2 separate regions of the Mus musculus genome follow, and region 1 is linked to region 2. Evidence: chromatin loops called from intact Hi-C (ENCODE). Cell type or tissue: heart. All regions are shown on one strand.

What was found. Hi-C counts contacts between places; a loop is a spot of excess contacts. Peaks named below come from ENCODE experiments on the same cell type or tissue, not always from the same donor. Only the 100,000 strongest peaks of a DNase experiment are listed, where the experiment ranks them.
Region 1: it touches region 2 in a loop (3-fold over the local background); 10 of 42 quality-filtered maps call a loop at or near these places.

The regions. Positions count from the first base shown.
Region 1 is chr11:6,625,431-6,633,430 of GRCm38, reverse strand. Tbrg4 (transforming growth factor beta regulated gene 4) reads left to right here and starts at 7,364. Exons shown (of 12, transcript NM_134011.3): 1 at 7,364-7,466. In heart, CTCF peaks have their summits at 3,539 (motif pointing right) and 4,702 (motif pointing left); DNase peaks (open chromatin) are centred at 4,690, 5,530 and 7,340; H3K4me3 peaks cover 1,758 bases; H3K27ac peaks cover 1,652 bases.
Region 2 is chr11:6,525,890-6,533,889 of GRCm38, reverse strand. Snhg15 (small nucleolar RNA host gene 15) reads left to right here and starts at 5,130. Exons shown (of 4, transcript NR_045893.1): 1 at 5,130-5,342; 2 at 5,516-5,584; 3 at 7,453-7,535. LOC115487884 (a small nucleolar RNA gene) reads left to right here and starts at 5,725; the gene lies at 5,725-5,857. In heart, a CTCF peak has its summit at 4,984 (motif pointing right); a DNase peak (open chromatin) is centred at 5,049; H3K4me3 peaks cover 3,013 bases; H3K27ac peaks cover 2,674 bases.

The DNA.
Region 1 (8,000 bases), 100 kb before region 2:
TAGAATAACTCATAAAAGCACTTCAAGCACTGAGCTTATAAAGGGTCATGAAGGACAGAGATCAAGAGTAGCCAGATTGTCTTACTCGATGACCTATGGCCATAAAGAGACACCATGGCCATGACAACTCTTATAAGATTTTAATTTAATTTAATTGGGGCTTACATTTAATTGGCTTATATTTTCAGAGGTTTGGTCCATCATCATCAAGATGGAAGCCTGATGACACATAGGCAGATGTGGTGCTGGAAAAGGAGCTGCAAGTTCTACATCAGAGCCCACAGGCAGCATGAAGAGAGGGTGCCACTGGGCCTGGCTTGGGCTTTTGAAATCCCAAAGGCCACCCCTAGTAACACATTTCTTCCAACAATGAGGCTATACCTCCCAATCCCTAATGGCCACACATTTAAATCTTTGAGCCTAAGGGGACCACTCTTATTCAAAACCCCACACAGATGAAGAGAAGTAAGGAGGGGCCAAGGGGTGGAAGATGCAGGAATGTCCCTATGGGACAGACACCCACCAGGCACACCAGAAATCTTCCTCATCATTCAAGTCCAGAGCTTTTAGGAAGTTTCATTACATAATCATGATCGATTAAACTACTGACTGTCGGTGACTGAATTCAGCCACCATCCCCTCTCTCGTACCTGGAGGTCATGAGTTGATCTGGGAGGTCCAGCCCACACTAATCCTGTGCCTGGTCTTTGTGGTGACCAGCCCATCTGAACCTGCAGAAGTTCCCATATGATCAGTCCCCATTTGAAGCTATGGAAACCACCCTTTCAAGTCTCTATGCTGGGAAGATAAACATCTTGTCACACAAAGAAGCACATGAAAAAAGCAAAAGGAAGTCAGCACGGGCAAGGCAATTTCTTTTCTGCAAAAAGAAGCATGCATCAGAAGCCAAACCAGGCTAGAAAGCAGCACTCTTAGCCAAAATGGCCTCCAGCTCTCATCTCTGATGTAAATGGTGACTGTGTTTCTTCCCGTTGGTGGGAGCTCAACTTCATAACTGATGGGATTGACATTTGACGCAATTAGCTAATGGGTATAAAGAGGGAGGAGGGGACTTGGGAAATATGGGTCCTTGTTAGGCTAGCTACCTGGGTAGAAAAACACAAAACAATATTTCTTACACCCATCTGAAGCTATGATTTGGCTGCATCTCAAATGAACTGGATCAGACTAGGGTAGTGTTTTATAGCAATTTCCCCTGAGACAAAAATCCTCCATCTTGGAGAGAATCCTAGAAAGTCATGGGATTTTCTAAAAAGGGGTGCCAGCTAAAACTCAAAAGCTCCATCCTGCAGAGAAGCTAGTTAAAACTCAGGAAGTAAACAACACAAAACTTTCAGGAAGTTTCTGAAACTGATCACATGTGCTAGGCTCCTCCTTCCTCAAATGTATATAAGCAGTAAAAACTGCTGAAAGACACTCTTGGGCCAGTAAGCCATATGGAAAAAAACTCAGACCAGCAAGCTACTTGTAAAGGACCCTCCCCAGCCCATGGAGCTGCCTACCTGCTGCACAGTATGCTCCAGGTTCCCAGTTTTCATGAGCCGTTGCTCACACTAGGGTGGGCTTCGGTAGTTAAGTCGTCTCGAGTCACTTCTGCTCCTGTAAGTAACCCTCTGTGGTGGTGTGAATGAGAACGGCCCCATAGGTTCCTGTGCTTGGATGCATGGTCATCAGCCGGTGGAACTCTTTGGGAAGGACTAGGGGCTGTGACCTTTTGGAGATGTGTCACCAAGGTTTCAAAAGTCCATGCTATTCCCAGTGTAGGTTCTTTCTCTCTCTGCCTCCTACTGTGGATCAAGATGCAAACCTTCAGCTACTGCTTCAGTGCCAAGCCTGCTTACTTCCATGCTCCTTGTCATGATGGTCATGGACTTTAACCCTCTGAAACAGTAAACTCTCAATAAACTCTTTCTGTATGTTGTCTTGATCATAGTGGCTTATCACCGCAATAGGAAAGTAACTAAGACACCTTCACTCATACTGCTATGAGTAACCCAAAGAACACTCATTGTTTCATCAAGCTGGACTTTGGCAGTCTCTTACTGTGATCCATCATTGGTTCCCTATCTGGGCTGAGTAGATATTTGTTCATGTCTCTCCTTTCTTGCCTCCTACCAGTCATAATAAAGGGAAGGTCACATGGCTTTGCCATCTTAAGGGCCAAATACTGGGAAGATTAATTTTAATTGTTAATTTGACTGAATTTAGAATCAGCATGGAGGAGCTGGAGAGATGGCTCAGTGGTTAAGAGCACTGGTTGTTCTTCCAGGAGTCTGAGTTCAATTCCCAGCAACCACATGGTGGCTCACAACCATCTATAATGGAATCTGATGCCCTCTTCTGATGTGTCTGAAGACCGTGACAGTATACTCACATATATAAAATAAATAAATCATTAGAAAAAAAAAGATACCAGGCAGTGGTGGCCTTTAATCCCAGCACTTGGGAGGCAAAGGTGTGCTGATTAAGATGTTTCTAGACTGCTTGCTGACAGGAGCGTGATAGAGCTGTCTCATGAGAGGCTCTGCCAGTGCCTGACAAATACACAAGTGGATGCTCACAGCCTTCCATTGGACTGAGCACAGGGTCCCCAATGAAGGAGCTAGAGAAAGGATCCAAGGAGCTGAAGGGGTTTGCAGCCCCATAGGAGGAACAATATGAACCAACCAGTACCCCCAGAGCTCCCTGGGACTAAACCACCAACCAAAGAGTACACATGGTGGGACTCATGGCTCCAGCTGCATATGTGTCAGAGGATGGCCTAGTCAGTCATCAATGGGAGGAGAGGCCCTTAGTCCTGTGAGGACTCTATGCCCCAGTATAGGGAAATGCCAGGGCCAGGAAGTGGGTATGGGTAGGTTTGTGAGCAGGGGGAAGGGGAATGGGATAGGGGGTTTGGGGAGGGAAAATCAGGAAAGGGGATATTAACATTTGAAATGTAAATAAAGGAAACATCCAATAAAAAATAATTGTTCTGGGCTGGTGAGATGGCTCAGCAGTTAAGAGAACTGACTGCTCTTCCAGAGGTCCTGAGTTCAATTCCCAGCAACCACATGGTGGCTTACAACCATCTGTAATGAGATCTGATGCCCTCTTCTGTTTGAAGACAGCTACAGTGTACTCACATACATAAAATAAGTAAATAATTTTTAAAAGGAAGGAAGGAAAGAAAGAAGGAAGAGAAATAATTTCACTTCCATTTGGGACTCAGAAAAAGTATAGATATCTGTCAAATAGAAAAACACAAATTTGGTAAAAGAACAAAAAAAAAATTGTTCTTCTCATACACTGAAAAAAAAAAAGATGTTTCTAGATGACTTTAACAAGGAGAAAAGACCCATGTGAATGGGAGGGAAGGGGTGGAGAACACCATTCTGGGGACTGGAATACCAAAATAAATAAAGAGAAGAAAGTCAAAGCCAGGCATGGTGGCACACATATTATTATTATTATTATTATTATTATTAATTTAAAGTATGACTGCTCTGATGCATATACACCCTCAGGCCAGAAGAGGGCACCAGTTCCCTTATAGATGGTTGTGAGCCACCATGTAGTTGCAGGAATTGAACTTAGGACCTGTGGAAGAGCAGCCAGTTCTCTTAACCTCTGAGCCATCTCACACACATCTTTAATTACATCATGCAAAAGGCAGAGGCAGGAGGATCTCTGAGTCTGAGGCCAGCCAGTGAGCTCCAGGGCAGCCAGGACTGCTCTAAAGACTGTCTCTAACCCTCTCCCCCCACCCTGCAAAAAAAAAATAAAAAATATAGCTGACCATCAACATTCATTTCTCTCTGCTTCCTGACTATGCCTTTTGGGTCTGAGGTGAGGAGGTGCAGTAGCTCTGCTGGCTACTGTGTGCTCAGGTGGCTCAGCAGGTCACCTGTGCATGGAGCTCAAGGCCAGTTCAGTTTCAGCATCCACACCATTCACGTTAGGACCAGTGGTCCTTCTTCCATTCCCTCAAGTCACTGCAGGACTAGGCACCTCCTCCCCACTGAGGCCAGATGAGGCAACCCAGTTAGGGGAACAATATCCACAGGCAGGCAACAGAGTCAGGGTAAGCCTTAAGAAGCATTCTTGGGGCTGGGGAGATGGCTCAGTGGTTAAGAGCACCGACTGCTCTTCCAGAGGTCCTGAGTTCAATTCCCAGCAACCACATGGTGGCTCTCAACCATCTGTAATGGAGTTTGATGCCCTCTTCTGGTGTGTCTGAAGACAACTACAGTGTACTCATATACATTAAATAAATAAATCTTAAAAAAAAAAAGCATTCTTTACAGCACGTTGGTCAATACAATGCCCATGTCCAGATTACAACCTGATCCTGGTCACAGAACTCAGCAGCATCTAAGCATATCTTGCACAAGACCAACCCTAGCAATGGCCTCTGCTCCAGTTTCTGCCTTGAGCTCCTGTCCTTTCTTTGATGATGATGTGTGATGTGAGTCAAGTAAACCACAAGTTGCTTTGGCTATGGTTTTTATCACAGTGATAGCAACCTAACAAAGACATTGGCCAAAGTCCATCTTAAATCCCCTAACACTTTGGGGTTCCTTGCTCCTTTCCTAAAGCTCTACTCCCCAGCACAAGGTTGCCTGACAAACATGGTGGCTGACCCTATCTGAGCTGCATGGCTCTAGCTCCCGGCCACATGGATGCCTGCCACCCGGTGGCTAACCTGTGAACTGCCCAGCTCAAGCTGCAGGGCTATTCTCCAGTCCCCAGGCAGCTTTGAGGTTTATGGCTGACCGGCCCCGGGGTTTTCTTTTTGAACTCTAACTGTCCTAGGCTTCCATTTGTGTGTATGTCCTAAATTATTTTATTAATAACCCTAAGGAAGAACCCTGATTCCCTAGGCGCCATAGAATGGCTCTCCTGGGGTTCCCCAAGATCCCCAATAACACATCTTTCCTACTTAATTATTTAATTGGCAGAGAAAATGAACCCATTCCCATACTTCTAGCTGCCATAGTCCTGGGGCTACAAGGCCTCTGGCACCTGGTCTAGCCTGGGGTTGGTTCCAGGAACTGTGGCGAGGTATAGGCATGAGATGAGGGTGGCTCACAGCTTTAAGGAGCCTTGAGTGGAGGTGCTGTCTTCAGAGGCTCCAGCCTTTCACTGTTACAGAATATCTGATCACACTGTGAACCCTAAGACTGTGTTACTTACTGGAAAACCTGTTTGTAGTTGTGGCAGCTCTTAGCACACAGCTCTAATCCCAAACAATGACAGTAAAGTAAGTTTGTAGAAGGAAGCACCCATGTTTGAAAGTGATGTCTACCTAATTGAGTGGCAGGTGAAGTGAAGAATCAGAGAAGGATCTGACAGAATATGATCTGCCCAACTCTCACAAGAGGAAAGGGAAGCTACTTGAGGGGCAGCGCAGAGAAAAGGAAGGAAGCGGTTTTACTGCGACAGTTGTACAGAGGCAGATTGCCGAGTGAATAAATTAGACACAAGTGAAGACAGGAGCCAGAGAATGAGGACCCAGAAGATTACAACAGATTGCCAAAGTTAGTAGGAGTTCAAGCAAAACAGTCAAGAGGCCAAGAAAGAAGCCAGCTTGAATCAGTCAGTGTGGAGAGTGTGGAGAGTGTGGAGAGGAGTTTTGAGCCAGAACAGCTGAGTTGACCAGCTCAAAAGAAGCTAGAAAGGGTGAGCTTATTCAGCAACAAGTCTCAGAGGCTGAAAACATTCTAGGCCTAGATAAGATTCTACAGAGGCTAGAAGCTTCCAGGACTAGGCCTATTTAGCAAACAGAGGCAGTAGGCCTCCAAGACAACAGTCCCAGCACTAAGAATTTTATACATTCTCAGCTGGCTGTGGTGGTATGTCCACCACTGCAACCCTTCATTTCCTTTCTGGTCCATTTTATCTTTGTTTTGTTTGTTTGTTTTTCCTTTTTGTCATTTTTGCTTTTGGTTTCCTACTAAGAAACTACTGTTTAATCCAAGATAGTAAAAATGTGTTTCCCCTTAGGAGTTTTATATCTATATTATCTCTGACCTTTTTGAGCTAAATTTTGAATTCAGCATGAGACTCTTAAACAAGAACCACCAAGGTAAAGCTAGTGTGGCAATATAATGCTAGCTACTGTAAGGCTAAAGCAAGAGAAGCTTCCCTGGATAATTCAGCAATCTTTTATTAACAAGAACCAGCGTTTACGCTTGATTTTAGCCACAAAGGAGAGAAGTAATACACTCTTACAAACATAAAGATTTTTCAAGGAAAATTTTAAGTTAAATTTTCCTTTCTACAAAATTAGGGCCAGCAGGATAACTTAGTGGGGACCTGGGGGTGGGGGTGGGGCATGTCTTTTGTCCTGCACTCCAGAGGCAGAAGGAGGGGGATCTCTGTGAGTTCAAGACCAGCCTGGTCTACACAGCGAGTTCCAAAACAGCCAAGGCTACAAGGAGAAACGCTGTCTAGGAAAACAGACAGTTAGTTTAGGGGCCACTTGACTGTGAGTTCAATTCCCAGATCCCACATGATTGGAAGAAACAAATTTCCCCAAGTTTTCCTGTGATCTCTTCATGCACACATACACCTTTGTCCCAGAGATGCCGTCTGTGGTTTCCTAGCACTGGGATTACTGGGAAAACTCACCTCCCAACCATCCTACCCAGCATTTTGTACTATCTCCTCAGTCCTGCCGTGCGCTAAGGCAGGGCCTTCTCCAGGTCGTCCCGGCTGTCCTAAACTTGGTATGTAGACCAAGCTAGCCACGACCTCAAAGATCCTTTTTCCTGTCTCCTGGCTGGGGTTTTAAGGTGTGTGCCACCACGCCCGGCTATTCTGCTTCTTGATGCAGGGCCTCCACAGTAGTACAGGCTAGCCCTCGGCCTCCTGCCTCCATTACTGAGATTACAGCAATTTATCGGTGTGCCGTTGTATACGGTATGTCCTTTACTTGTTTAATCTAGACAAACTGCTTGCATTTCCGAAAAGACCTTCAGCTGGAGCTACAACTCGCTTCTCTGTAATTACCCGACACCTGGCAATGCCTTCCCGCCCCGAACCCCAAAGTCAACACGGCGGTCCCAACTCACGCCTCTCCTACAGGACCTGTGAAAGGCCCAAGGGAGTGGGGCAGAACGGGCTGACATCAGAGTCGCTACCCAAACTCCGCACAAGTAGGAGACTCTGGCCCGACGTGCCCTGCCGTGTAGAATTCACCCTCTCCTTCCCGTCTACGTTTCCCACGACCAGGATCTCACTACACTTCCCAGTACCGGAAGCCTGAGCGCAACAAAGATGGCGACTGCGGAAGGGGCGGAGGGCGTGGCCTCCGTCCGGGAGCACTGGGCCACCTAGCTTCCGGCGGCGCGCCAGTGACGTCAGTGAGCGCGCCAGGCCGCGTGGAGGCCGTAGGCTGATGGAGGTCAGTGAGGGTGATCGCCGCCGCAGTCTGGCGTCCTGGAGAGACCGGGTTTCTGAACGTGGGTATCCGAGACGGGAAGCGTGGCTGGGAAGGGCAGCAGTTAGTAAGGACCGGCGGGGCTGTTGTGGGGGGAGCCAGGAAAGGGACTCTCGACACCGTGCCCCAAGGGCGCTGTTCGGTTGCAAATTCGGTTCCGGGCTGCGATTGCGCACGCGCTCCTCGGCCCGCGGTAGACACGAGGCCTATCCCGGGAAGCTCCGCTGCCCGCAGTGACCCTTGGCGTCCCCTGCCAGTCACTTTTCGTGTTTCTGCATTTTAGGTTTCAGGGTCGATATTTACTTAGTCGCAGGTCTTGAAAATCGGTAGTTTGCCAGTGCTTTTTTTTTTTTTTTTTTTTTTTTTTTTTGGTTTTTTGAGACAGGGTTTCTCTGTGTAGCCCTGGCTGTCCTGGAACTCACTCTGTAGACCAGGCTGGCCTCGAACTCAGAAATCCACCTGCCTCTGCCTCCAAAGTGCTGGGATTAAAGGCGTGCACCACCACGCCCGGCTCTCCAGCGCTTCTTTACTGTCTGGGTTCAGTAAGTGATGGATA
Region 2 (8,000 bases):
AAATTTTTGAGACGTATAAGCTGATCCATTATCAGTCTTGAGGAGTTTGGGTTTCCCCCAAAGCACTCCATGCCTCAAGGCAATGTTGAATCACATGTGAGGCTTTTTCTCCGGTTAACGGAGAGGCAAACATGATGCCAGAACATGTGTCAATGGACACATGGAGATATTGAAGTTTTCCAAAGGAAGAAACATGTGTAACATCCATTTGCCAGACCTGTAGAGGTCGAATACCGCGTGGGTTAATTCCCACATGAGGAACTGGCAAGAACTCACAGCAGCTTTGACATTGAGTAACAATGTCACGGGCTTCTTTTCTTGTCAAGGAGAAACGACTGCGTAATGTTTCAGCCGTCACATGAAAATTGTTATGAAAATTTCTTGCAGCCTCTACCGGGGATGATAGGGCAGCAGCCACCACTTTAGTGGCCTTATCTGCCAAATCATTTCCCAGAGCCATGGGGCCAGGTAGGCCTGAATGGGCTCTAACATGAGTAATATAAACAGGAGATCTTCTAGATAACAAAACTAATTGTATCTGCTGAAAAATATTGGCAACTCTACTGGAAGGCTTAATCACTCCAGCCACTTCTAAAAGATTTACTGCATTAACCACATAACAGGAATCTGACACAATATTAAGGGGTTCTAAAAAGGTTTTTAAAACTTCTAAAACCACTAAACATTCTACCACTTGAGGTGAATTTTCATTATATTGTTTGGATACCACTTTACCATTAGCCACATAGGCACCTATGCCAGTTTTTGATCCATCAGTATATACCACAATCCCATTTTTAAGTGGGTTTCTTCTAAACATGTAAATATTGATTTCTCTCAAAGGAGGAAATATGCGTGACATCCATTTGTCAGACCTGTAATGGCCTGGCGCCACGAGGGTTTACCCCTACGTGAGTAGATAAAATTTGACAACAATCTAAAGGCATTATTAAGTAATCAGAATCATTTCTAGTAGAACCAATCCCTCTGGCAGCTCTAGGAATATCAGAGGAAGAAAAAACAGCCATGTAGGCTTGGCAAAATTATTAGTTGAGCTATTTTGTCCCCTTGTGATATAGAAAAGACAACTTGAGGACAAGAACAGAGAACCTGAAGTTCCCCTTTACAATCCTGATCTACAACTCCAGGGTGGACAATAAGACCTTGTAGGCTGCAAGAGCCTGCCTCTGTCATTATTGTCCAGTGGCTTCACCTGCTCGGGAGAGCGCCTTCCAGGCCCTAATAGCCTTTTCATCTGATTCAGAACTATTAAAAACTGGCTCCTTGAGCTCACCTAGTGATGAGTAGAGGCTCCTTCTCCTAGAAGCCTCCGCTGATTGATCTTTTTTCTTTTCTTTTTCCTTCTCCTTCCTTCTAATCTCTCCCCAGGTATTCTTACCTGACCTAAACTTTTCCTCGGGTTCAAGACCCGTGGAAAGGCCTGTATGCTTATTTTGTGTACCATATTTTCTCTTTGCTCCTACTCTCTCTCCCCGCTTTACTTCTGATAGATTGTCCTGAATTTCATCTAGAATCCGCCCTGCCTTAACCACTTGATAACATGTGAAAAGGAACAAAAGGGCTTCTAACACTAGAGAAAGTTCAAGGCCAAACATACCTTATAAAGCTATTTTCCACTTTACTTCTGATAGACTGTCTTGAATTTCCTTAGAAAGTTCAAGGCCAGGCGTACCTCGTAAAGCTATACTTACGGGTTACCGCCGTTCCCCAGCTGAAAAGTTCTGAATTCATGCAGTTGAATCCTTCTTAACAGTCTGCTTTACGGGAACCTTTATTACCGCGACCCGCAGTTCTGGTTCTGGAATGAGGGATCTTCCTTGCGCCGGTGAAGCTCCCGTCCCGAGTTTCCTCCCGGGTTTTTTCTTCCCGGATTTTTTCTCGTCCCGGAATTTCTCGTCCCGGATTTCAGCACCAATTCTTAATCGCGTTCTCACGCCCGGCCAGGAAAGACGCAACAAACCAAAATCTTCTGCGGCAAAACTTTATTGCTTACATCTTTGGGAGCCAGGAGGGCAAGCGCCCAGCGCCCAGCCCCCAAAACGAAAGCCCCTTCAATAATTTTAGGAGCCAGAGCTCTGGCGCGCCGGGGCGCAGAGCGTGCTCTATTGTTTACATCTTTAGGCAGCGAGAGAGCGCAGGGCGCGCAGAGCCAGAGAGATGCCAGCGAGAGAGAATGGCGGAAACCCCGTCCCCTTTTTTAGGAGCGTTATATTTCGCCTAGGACGCATCACTCCCTGATTGGCTGCAGCCCATGGCCGAGCTGACGTTCACGGGAAAGGTAGAGTACAAGTAGTCATAAAATACCCTTGGCTCATGCGCAGATTATTTGTTTACCACTTAGAACACAGGATGTCAGCGCCATCTTGTGACGGCGAATGTGGGGGCGGCTCCCAACACACACTCACATACACACACACACCACCACACACTCACACACATACACCACACACACACTCACACACACACCTCACACATACACAGACATACATGCACAAACACACACATGCACACACACACACACAGACATACATGCAGGCAAAACACCCATACTGTGATTTAACTCTGACACAAGCCAGAGTTATTTGAAAGGAGGGAATCTAAATTGAGAAAATGTCACCATAAGATCTGGCTGTAGAGCCGGGCGTGGTGGCTCACGCCTTTAATCTCAGCACTTGGGAGGCAGAGGCAGGCAGATTTCTGAGTTCAAGGCCAGCCCGGTCTACAAAGTGAGTTCCAGGACAGCCAGAGCTATACAGAGAAACCCTGTCTCAAAAAAAAAAAAAAAAAAAAAATCTGGCTCTGGCTGTAGGGCATTTTCTTAATGAATGATTGATGGGGGAAGTGTCCATCCCACTGTGGGTGGGGCCATCCCTAGACTGGTGGTCCTATAAGCCTGCTTTTTGTAAGAAAGCAAGCTGAGCATGCCTCGATGAGCAAGGCAGTCAGCTGTACCCCTCCATAGCCCTTGGGTCAGCTCTGCCCCCCAGGTCCGGGACCTGCTTGAGTTCCTGTCCTTGCTGCTTTTGATAATGAACTGTCATATGAAACTGTAAGTGAAATAAGCCTGTCCCTCCCCACGTTGGCTTTGGTCATGGTGTTTTATGACAGGGATAGAAACCCTAAGACATATACACATAAAATATGTTTTTAAAAATTTAATAACACAAGTAGGGATTAATTTTTTTTAAAGATTTATTTATTTATTTATTATATGTAAGTACACTGTAGCTGTCTTCAGACACTCCAGAAGAAGGAGTCAGATCTCATTATGGGTGGTTGTAAGCCACCATGTGGTTGCTGGGATTTGAACTTCGAACCTTCGGAAGAGCAGTCGGGTGCTCTTACCCACTGAGCCATCTCACCAGCCCCTAATTTTTTTTAAAGTTTTTTTTTTTTTTAAAGATTTATTTATTATATGTAAGTACACTGTAGCTGTCTTCAGACACTCCAGAAGAAGGAGTCAGATCTCATTATGGGTGGTTGTGAGCCACCATGTGGTTGCTGGGATTTGAACTTCGAACCTTCGGAAGAGCAGTCGGGTGCTCTTACCCGCTGAGCCATCTCACCAGCCCCTAATTTTTTTAATTATAGTTATTTAATGCGTGCACATGCACGGAGTTCAAAGAACAACTTGTGGGACTTGCTCCTCTCCTACCACAAGTGTGCCAGGGGTCAAACTCAGGTCATCAGGCTCTGTGTCAAGTGCCTTTCTTTACCCAGTGAGCCATCGTGTTGGCCCCAAACAGGCAGGTTTTGCAATTTGGAGTCAAGGAACAAACTCTTGTCATTAAAGCATTGAAAGTTGGAGCCTCAAGTCCTCTGACAACTACATTCAGAAAAGATGACTCCCAGCTGGGCCTGGTGAGCCCGGATTGTAATCCCAGCTACTTGAATGTGCAGATCCCTGGAACTGCAGTTAAGGATAGTTGTCATCACCATGTGGACGCTGGGAATTGAATCTGGGCTCTGTGTAAGAGTGGCAAGTGCTTTTAACTACTGAGCCATCTCTACAGCACCAATTATAAACTCTTTGTAATTTTTATTGTTACATTTGTGTGTGTTTGTATGTGTGACACGTAAGCATGCACATACACACAGCCTACAAGTGGAGTGGGCAAACAATTTGATGAAGTCCCCTTTCCTTCCACCTTATAGTTTCTGAGATTCAAATTTAGGCTTAGTGGCAAGAGCCTTTCGCTGCCGATCTACCTTCCTGGGCCAAAAATAAAGTCTTAGCTCCTTTTCAGTTATGAGCCTGTGGTTTGTGTCACTAGAAATTTAATGAGAACTAAGCCACCCAACCTCTAAAAAGAGGGGGGAATAAAAGAGAGAAAGAAAAATTCAAGAAAGGGCTGAGGATGTGACAGTAGAGCATTTGCAAGCTCAAGGCCCTGGGCTTGGGAATGGTTCTCCGGTGACTTCTGATCTGAGTGTGGCCATAAGCTTTGTTAACTATTACAAAGACTCGTGCTTCTTGTGGTGCTTGTTTCTGCAGCAAATTCGTGAAGAAGTCCATGTTGGAAGGTGAAGAAAGGGCAGACATATGTTTTTAAAAGAAAGGAAAAGATGGGCAGTGGTGTCCCACGCCTTTAATCTTAACACTGTGGAGGCAGAAGCAGGTGGATCTGAGTTCGAGGCCAGCCTGTTCTACAGAGTTCCTGGACAGCCAGGCCTTCACTGAGAAACTTGTCTCGAAAAACAAAACAAACAAAAAATAAAGAAAATAAAAATGCTGACCGAGGTTTTCTTTCCTGCCCCCTCTCACTTTCTGGTCCATTCACATCACTTTGTTGTTGGTTGTTGTTGTGTTGGTCCATCCCAGGGCCCAGCGTCCACGTGTTTCTCAGCCAGGGCTACCTCCGGTTCCAGGCCCCAGCTTTGGCACCCGGATTACTAAAAGGATAGGATGCAGAAGGCAATCCCTGAGTCTGAGGTCCGCATTCGATCAACCGCCACTACCAGGACCGGCCAGCTGGGGGAGCGGGTTAAACCCGCGCTCGAGGCCACGCCCCAGGGGCGCTGACGTCAGTGTCTTGGAGCCCGCGCACGCGGCTTTGGGCGGGGCTGCGTGGTGACGTTACGCGTGCGCGGCTCGCTGCTGTGACCGTAACTTTAAGCACACGTGAGCGTCCTCAGCTGGCAGCCATGGCTGGCGGGTCCTTCCTAGCATGTGCTGCGGCCCTCACCTTATCTTCCGTCATCAGGGCACAGGCGCCGTGCAGGGCTATTCCGAGTCCAGGTAGAGATGGCTGAGCTCGGTGGCAGGAGATCAGCCTGCGGTGGAGCAGGGACGTTTGCCCTGGGGAGACACGTGCCACCGGGTGAGTTAGGCCTGTTTCTGGGGGATTCCTTTCCAACCCCAGCTAGTTCCGCCCAAGCAAGCAGAGTCTTCCCTCAAGAGATTTTTTTTTCCTTTTACGAGAGAACGTTCGGAGGGGCTAGAACTGGGTGATACGCACTGGCTGCGCTGAATCTGTCTTTTCTCCCCTCCTAGGTGGACATCGAGGCCCTGTGGGTGGCCCTACAGCGTGGAAGGGATGACCGAGCTTTGGGACATGTCCTGGTAAGTCAGTTGTGGAAGCTCGGTGGCCGGTGAAGCCAAACTCCGTATCTTGAATTCATTTTCAGGACTAATTCTCTCCCCTAGACTTCTGGGGACTGGGAGACTGCAGTATGGGTCGTGCAGGATTGGAGTGATATACTTAGCAAGCCTCCAGCGTGCTTGGGTCTGCAGTGACCCTGTGCATTCCTACAGTGCTTGCCAGAACAATTTTGAAGTGGTTTGAGGCCTTGCCCTGCCCTCTCCAGAGCAAGGTTATAGAAATTTCAGACAATATGGCAGACACCTGCCACGTGGATAAATTACAAGCCGGTAAGATTTGCAATGCTGCACTTTGGGTTTTTTGTTTTGTTTAACTGTGTGGGATAGTTCTGCACATGGTGCAGAGGCAAATAAGTCATTTCTTGTTGGTTTTGTTTTGAGGCAAGGTTTCTCTGTAGTTCTTGCTGTCCTGGAACTCAAAACAGATCCACTCACCTCTGCCTCCTGAGTGCTGGGATTAAAGGTGTGTAAGGCTACACCCAGCTGAATATTTTTCTGTGCTCCAGAGTTAGTACAAAGTAGTAAATCCTTAAAACAGTTACAAAATACAGCAGGAGTACCAGAGTTGGGTCTCCGGTGTTGAAGTAAAACCCCAGGTGTGGTGACACGTGGTTTTGGTTCCATTTGGGCTCTAGGCCTTATTTTTCTTTTTTTTTTTTTCTTTTCTCGAGACAAGGTTTCTCTGTGTAGCCCTGGCTGTCCTGGAACTCACTTTGTAGACCAGGCTGGCCTGGAACTCAGAAATCCATCTGCCTCTACCTCCCGAGTGCTGGGATTAAAGACGTGTGCCACCACACCGGGCCTTAGGCCTGGTTCTTAAAAGGCAGAGAGCCTGCAGATGGTAGAAATCTGGCTGCTGTGCCAATACCTAAGGAAAGCCTCCCGGCAAAAGGAAGGAATCCCAGGTACTGGGATTAAGGGTGTGTGTTACCACACCAGGCCCTCATTTCAAATCTTTATGTTGAAAGGGAATAAAACTGTAATTCATGTAATGTATGTTAAATAGCCCAAAGAGTTGTTTCTGAGCTTTGAAACCTGGGGCTGAGAACATAGCAGAACAGACCAGGACATGCCCGGGCAAGCCCATCGCCTCCCTAGCTCCCACCCCTCTGACCTAAGTTAAATGTTACAGGCTGCTGATGTGAAACCGCGCCAATTCCTCCCCCAGCCCCACTCCTTTTCTATAAAAACCCCTAGCTTCCAAGCCTCGTGGTCGAATCCACTGTCTCCTGTTATGTGAGATACGTTTCGACCCGGAGCTCCGCCATTAAAAAAACCTCTTGTTGTTACATCAAGGTGTTGTGTTCTATTCGTGATTCTTGGGTGCACGCCGAATCGGGAGCTGAGTGGGGGTTTCCCCACTGAGTTCTTTCAATGTCACATATGTGAGTGCACTGTCACTGACTTCAGACACACCAGAAGAGGGCATCAGATCCCATTACAGATGGTTCTGAGCCACCACGTGGTTGCTGAGTTCAGGACTTCTAGAAGAGCAGTCAGTGATAACTGCTGAGCTATCTATCTCCAGCCCCTTAACTCAAACCTTTAATTGTACTTCTTTTGTGTGCGTGTCCATGGGTAGGTATGGGCCAATGGATGGCATAGAACATCAAGGTCAGAGAACAGCTTGCAGGAATTGGTTTTCTCCTTTGATAGCAGGCATCTCTAGTCCTACAGCCTGTGTTCTTTTCTGGAGTGCCAGTCATGACTGAGTTGTGTTGAAGGGAAATGTCCTGTTCTTGGTATGGAAGCTGTGGGGTAAATGGTACGTGGACAGTTGCCAGCTTAGTGTTAATGCATTTGGCTCACTGACTCTTCCTTCGGTCTAGGAAACCTAAGGTGCTGGAGCTAGAAGAGACTTGATAGCACTTCAGAGACCATCAGGCTGTTTCGTGGAACTTCCACCAAAGAGGTGAGGATGCAAGAAGACACTCAGGTCACATCAGGAATTAGGCTGGCCTCAAAGTTGCTATGCAGCCAGTGATGGCTTTGAACTCCTTAACTCATGTTTCTACCTCCCTAGAGTTTGAATTACCAGCCTGTGCCAGGAAGCTCGGGCTCTACTTCTGTCTGACTTAGTAGTTGTCCATGACTCAGTCATCTGGTTAAAGTGTATTTAAAGACAATGAGAAACCTGTGACCTTTCCATATTATAAGTCATGTGATTAAATCTCAGAAAGGTTAGACTCCTGGGTTAGATTCTTGTAGATGGCATTTGCCTCTGGTTTGATTTCAGCATAGTGTCCATGAGGAAGTCGTGATTCTAGATGGAGTGGGCTGCTACAGAAGGGACCAATGGGCCTATTGGCTCACTGGGGGTGCAGTCGGGGCTCAAACACAAGTTGGGCTATGCCACTGCCCCTCATGGCAGTGGCCA